Regions from separate parts of the Homo sapiens genome. Here region 2 is linked to region 1. The links are chromatin contacts, found by POLR2A ChIA-PET in ENCODE. All regions are on one chromosome and are shown on one strand. Each heading gives the region's core, a stretch centred on a gene start or an enhancer-like site at or near the end of the contact. The rest is flanking DNA. Distances are from core to core; before and after follow the strand shown. Region 1 holds the start of DGKZ (diacylglycerol kinase zeta). Region 2 overlaps ATG13 (autophagy related 13).

Region 1 (2,700 bases), core at 112-2,611:
GGGCAAGGCTCGGTCAGGAAGAAGCGCAGGGAGCCAGGTCAGGTACTCCTGGGGCCTCACGTCCCTTACCTTACACCACGGCTACCAGGGCAGGCAGCGGCTCACGACCAAGAGCAGCACACTTGCCATGAACTGCCTGCACTCAGTCTTTCCACACTCTCCCCCCGGTTCCCCGCTAGAGTCCTGGTCAAAGCTCTGTCACAGGCACAAGATGGTGACATTTGGAGTGCTGGGGGAGGGGGCAAGATGAAGCTTGAACAGCCAGCAGATTCCAGACTCCAGCCCACCCCATCCCTTTCCCAGCATGGGCTGGAAGAGGGTAGAGGGAGACATGCTGCCTGCCTAGCAGAGGGATGGGCTGGGGTCTCTCTGCTAATTAAGAGCAAGGTAGGGCAGATGATCAGGCACCCCCAACCCCAAGGAGAAGCTTAACATGTTAAACAATTAAACCAGTGACCAGAGCTTGGGGACAAGCCATGTGTGGTGACGGTATCAACGGGGCTACGTTCTGCAGATGCCACGCAGTGATGGTAGGCAACCTGGTCCCACGAAAGTCCAAAGGGCGGTGTGATCCCCACCTCAGTGGTGCCAGGAGGCTCAGAGAGGCCCTGTTCTATCAGTGCCAAGAAGGCGTGGGTGACCAGTCCTGGGGGCCCAACCTGCTTGTGCCGGGGGCTGGGGTGATTCCATCTTCCTGCTGGAGGGTTGGGAGCCGATCCTCCCACGGTACTACACATGAGGCGCACTAGACTGCCGGTGCCAGGGAATGACCCCCACCCGGTGACAGTGCCAAGCCGACCGATCCCGCCCGTGTCCCGGCCCTGGGGGATGACTCCCAGTGGGTGCCCACGCCAAGACGGCTCGTGCCGCCGGTGCCAGCCTCTCCCCGACTCAGTGTCAGTACCGAAGTGGCCCGGACCCCCAGTGGCCGAGGAATGTCCCCCGGTGAGGGAGCGGTAACCTGCCGGTGCCTCGGTGCCTGCCCCGCCGCCGCCCCGCTCACCTGTGCCCGAAGAGCCGCAGCCCCGGGAAGCGCCGCTTGTTGAGTCGCCGCGGCGCCTTGTCCGGCTCGGGACCGGCGTCGCGCTCGGAGCCGCTGGACGAGGCGGAAGCCGACTCGGAGTCGCTGCTCCGGGCCTCGGGGCTACCGTCCCGCGGCTCCATCCGGCCCTAGCCCCGGCCGGCGGAGGGCCCGCGGGAGACGCCCATGCCGGGCCGGCGGCCGGGGCTCAGCACGCCCGCTCCGCGCCGCCCGCCACCTCCATGGCGCGCGCTCGCTCCGCCCGCCCCGCGCCGCGCGCCCCCGCTCCCCACGCCCAGGTGCCCGGGAAGCCGCTGCCGCCGCCGCTCCAGGAAGTGCCGCCAGCCGCGGCCGCAGGACCCCGCATAGCTGGCCGGGCCGCTGCCTGCCCGCCGCCGAGCACGCCCCCTCGGCCGCACGGTGGCACCGGGCCCGCAGCGCCCTCTGCCGGACGCCCGCTGCGCTGCAGCCCGCTGGGGCGGTCCGAGGGGCGGGGCGACGAATGGGCGGGGCAGCAGAAAGCCCTGCCCCCAGCCCGGCCCGGCCCGCCTGGATGGGACTGAATCTCCCGGCCTGGCACACTCGCACTGCGCGCATCCAGACGCGCATCTTTCCTCCCCCGATCCCTCCGCTACCAAACAACTGCACGCTCACAAGTGTACACTCGCGAGGGCTGCTGTCACCACCTCCCCTCCGCTCTCGCACACCCTACTCATAGCCACTCACAATCTCCACCCATACCTCCTTGGCTCCCCCAAATCGCACCCAGGGGAACAAAAGTCACACAGTGCTCCCCATGCACGCAGAACAAACACATCCCTTACACAATTATGCCCACTCATTACTTAAACGAACACTTCCCACCCCAGCCTCTCGCACTCAGTGACCAAAGTCACTTAATGACTCGCACACACACCAACAAAGAACTCACAAGTTTCTCCTACAAAGTCATCCTTCCACAGCTATTCACAATGGTTTCCAACCTTCTCACCCAGGCCCAACACATCGCATTTTCCTGACATAGTATTCAACAGAACCTATAGATCTCATATGCTACGGGAATCACCTGCACAGCCCTTACACACTCACAAATACACAGAAGGACAACAGGTACCACACTCCCATTCACAAGCACACATGCCCACACAGAACACACACCTTTCTCCTACATACAAATACTCCCAGGACAATGGTTACCGGTTGCCACATCCCTCACACATATGTATGTGTGTGCATATGCACACACTCCCATCCAGAAATATACCTCACATGCACACACAAAGACACCCCACAATGCAGCCGAGGCCGTCCCCCTCCAGAAATGAGAGCAATTGGAACCCAAGCAGTCACCTGTAGGGGCACAGCCATCACACACACCGGGGCTGTTTCTGATGGCCCCCGCAGGGCTGACGAAGGGAGGCCAGGAGCTGGGAAGCATGGTCTTCCACCTCCCCAAACCCTACCACCCTGCTGCCCACACCAGCTGCCCACTACTTCTGTGTGCACGCCTCTCTGCCAAGCCACATCCTGTGTCACCTTCGCTTTCATCCTCCCCTCTTGGGTTCTGGCAGCCCGTTTTCCAGCCTTAGTCAGCCGCAAATAGCCAATGCTTAGGGCTGTGACCTGCGGACAAGCCTGTGATTTTGAGGAAGAACCAGCACCCCGAGGCCCAGAACCCT
Region 2 (2,700 bases), core at 107-2,606, 300 kb before region 1:
ATCGCGCCATTGCACTCTAACCTGGGCGATGGAGCGAGACTCCGTCTCTAAATAAATAAATAAATAAAACTCTTGACTTCCTTCCCTAGCTCTAAGATGTTTATCACTAGGACCTCAACATCCATTCCACAGGAATCACGATTGTGCATATAGAAAAGGATAATAAACCTGGTGGCTTTGGAAGGGTGAGGTTCATAAGGCAGGCTGGATAGTGATCACATGAAAGCGACAGCATCAATAATCCAACAAACCAACCAACTGTCCAAAACATCATCACAGAACATCTAAATGCCAGACAATGTACAAAGTGAGGGGGTTGATGAGTGAATCAAGATGACCATCTATGCTGTTTACCTGTATAATATGACATATTCATGCCCTTGTTTCCTGGAGAGCCTATAGGCTGGTGTCACCCTAGTTATAGCAAGAAGGGACTTCAGCAGCAATGACAGTCTGTTGTACACCGTGTAGGAAACTTTGATTTCTTTATCACACCTGCCAGGCACAAAGATATGGTCAGCATTCTTCTATTTAGCGCTGGAGCTACACAAGACCAAATTTATTATTAAGACATGTTCTGACTAACCAGAGAACTCTAATTACACCTTTATCAACAGATTACTGAGGTAAGCCAATGTTTTACTTTCTCATGTACTAGACACAGGCAAATGAGCACCAAAAGGCACCCAATATATTTTTTCTAGCTTCAAAGTGGTTATTTTTTTTTTAGAAATAAAGCAGCACATCTGAAAACATATAAATAAATAAATACTGCAATTATATACACTGAAGGTGCAAACATGTACTATCCTATGAGCTGTCTATCTCGATAATCTAACAGAAGTCTGCAGAAAAGTCAGCTTGGCTCTAAAATTTTGGGTCATAACCTGGCAATTGCATTTATTCAATAAAGAAAATTAATGTCCACCACATATACTTATCACTAAGATTTTTCTTTTGATGTGTTGATGTTTCCTCAATTTTCCTATATACTCTTGTTGAAAACTGAAGCTTCAGGCAAGAGATAAGCTAATCTGCCTTGAAAGAAGAAAATGGGGAAAGGAAATAACATGCATTTCCAATCCATGACCCATACAGTCTGTAAAAAGGAGCAGGGAGGGGAAATCTTATTGGATGGCTGCCACACAGAAAACAGACAAAACAGAGTAGTCATATTACAAGAGCTCGCAAGGGATTTAATCAGAGAACTAGCTGTACTCTGGGAAAACAACAAAGCCTTTTCAGCTTTTTCTGCTGCTCCTTTCCCTGTAGTATCTGAGTCTCTCTGGACTGATGTTCCCTCTGAAGGTCATCTCTGTGTCCAGGCTGGAAGCCAAGGATGAAGCAAATTGTAGCAAAGACCTATTGGCTTTGTTAAGTGGTCAGAATGCCCTCCCTGACTCTGAAAACAAAGCCCTGCTTTTCACATGATGTCATCTACTTTATCCTCAGCAACCACAACCAAGGACCCTAAGACGCAGCACTTACTTTTCATTCATTTCAAGACACCATATTTCCAGCTCCATGGAATCTCCCTGTAGAAAGGACAAATTTAAAATATTTGTTTAAAAAATTTTTAATTTCAAAGCATTACAGTCACTATAAAAATATTAAAAGGTATAGATAAGCAAAAAAAAAAGAATAGATATCAACTTATAATCGAACAAGCCTCTTCTCTAAATAAAAGGGCAATCACAGTCTATATGCTATTTTGATGACTTGTTTTTTCTTAATAAATACGTCATGGAATTTTCCTTATAATTAAAAATTCTAAATCATTTAAAATGGTTCCACAGTATCCCACCATATGACTATCATTTTATCCAACCAGTCCTCCAATTCTTGGACATAAAGGTTGTTTCTCTCTCTCTCTTTTTTTTTTTTTTTTTTTTTTAAAGACAGAGTCTCACTCTGTCGCCCAGGCTGGAGTGCAGTGGTGCAATCTGGGCTCACTGCAAGCTCCGCCTCCCGGGTTCACGCCATTCTCCTGTCTCAGCCTCCTAAATAGCTGGGACTACAGGCGCCTGCCATCACAGCCAGCTAATTTTTTGTATTTTTAGTAGAGACGGGGTTTCACATGTTAGCCAGGATGATCTGGATCTCCTGACCTGGTGATCTGCCTGCCTTGGCCTCCCAAAGTGCTGGGATTACAGGCGTAAGCCACTGCGCCCGGCCAAGGTTGTTTCTTTATTCTTTTTTGGGGGTATCTTCATCTTAGTGTGAACATAAAGGTTGTTTCTAATTTTCATTACTGCAAAAATTGTGATAAACAACCTTGAGACTAAAACTTCTCCCACAAACTCAATTAATTTCTTTGGGAAAATTTTCAGAATTACAATTGCTGGGCCAGGCATGGTGGCTCACGCCTGTAATCCCAGCACTTTGGGAGTTGTACTAAAAATACAAAAATTAGCTGGGCGTGGTAGCGGGTGCCTGTAGTCCCAGCTACTCAGGAAGCTGAGACAAGAGAATCGCTTGAACCCAGGAGGGGAAGGTTGCAGTGAGCCAAGATCGTGCCACTGCACTCCAGCCTGGGCAACAGAGCAGGAAAAAAAAGTGCTGGGGGGGGTGGGGTTAAGTAATTTGGCTAAAGTCACTCAGCTGGGATTGAACTTGGCTCTGTGTAGCTCCAAATTCTATTTACCTTTCATTATACCATACAGCCTTATAATCTATCAGTGAAAATACATTGAAACAGTA

The links. ChIA-PET counts read pairs that join two places held with the same protein, here RNA polymerase II (POLR2A).
Region 2: POLR2A ChIA-PET joins it to region 1 with 12 read pairs in PC-9. The contact joins the enhancer-like site here to the promoter of DGKZ in region 1. POLR2A ChIA-PET finds 5 or more read pairs at or near these places in 5 of 52 experiments (AG04449, GM12878, PC-9 and 2 more).

The regions. Positions count from the first base shown.
Region 1 is chr11:46,346,124-46,348,823 of GRCh38, reverse strand. DGKZ (diacylglycerol kinase zeta) reads right to left here and starts at 1,361. Exons shown (of 31, transcript NM_001199267.2): 1 at 1,004-1,361. The coding sequence starts at 1,164. RefSeq lists silencers at 53-212, 849-1,062, 1,025-1,074, 1,175-1,654 and enhancers at 1-535, 2,439-2,488, 2,559-2,628.
Region 2 is chr11:46,647,972-46,650,671 of GRCh38, reverse strand. It overlaps ATG13 (autophagy related 13), which reads right to left. Exons shown (of 19, transcript NM_001346311.2): 6 at 1,489-1,535; 7 at 355-495. Among named protein-coding and RNA genes, the nearest start is that of ATG13, 32 kb to the right of the region's middle. Within about 2 kb of position 1,356, at least 14 of the 41 ENCODE cell types and tissues checked have a DNase peak (open chromatin) inside an H3K27ac peak, as active enhancers do.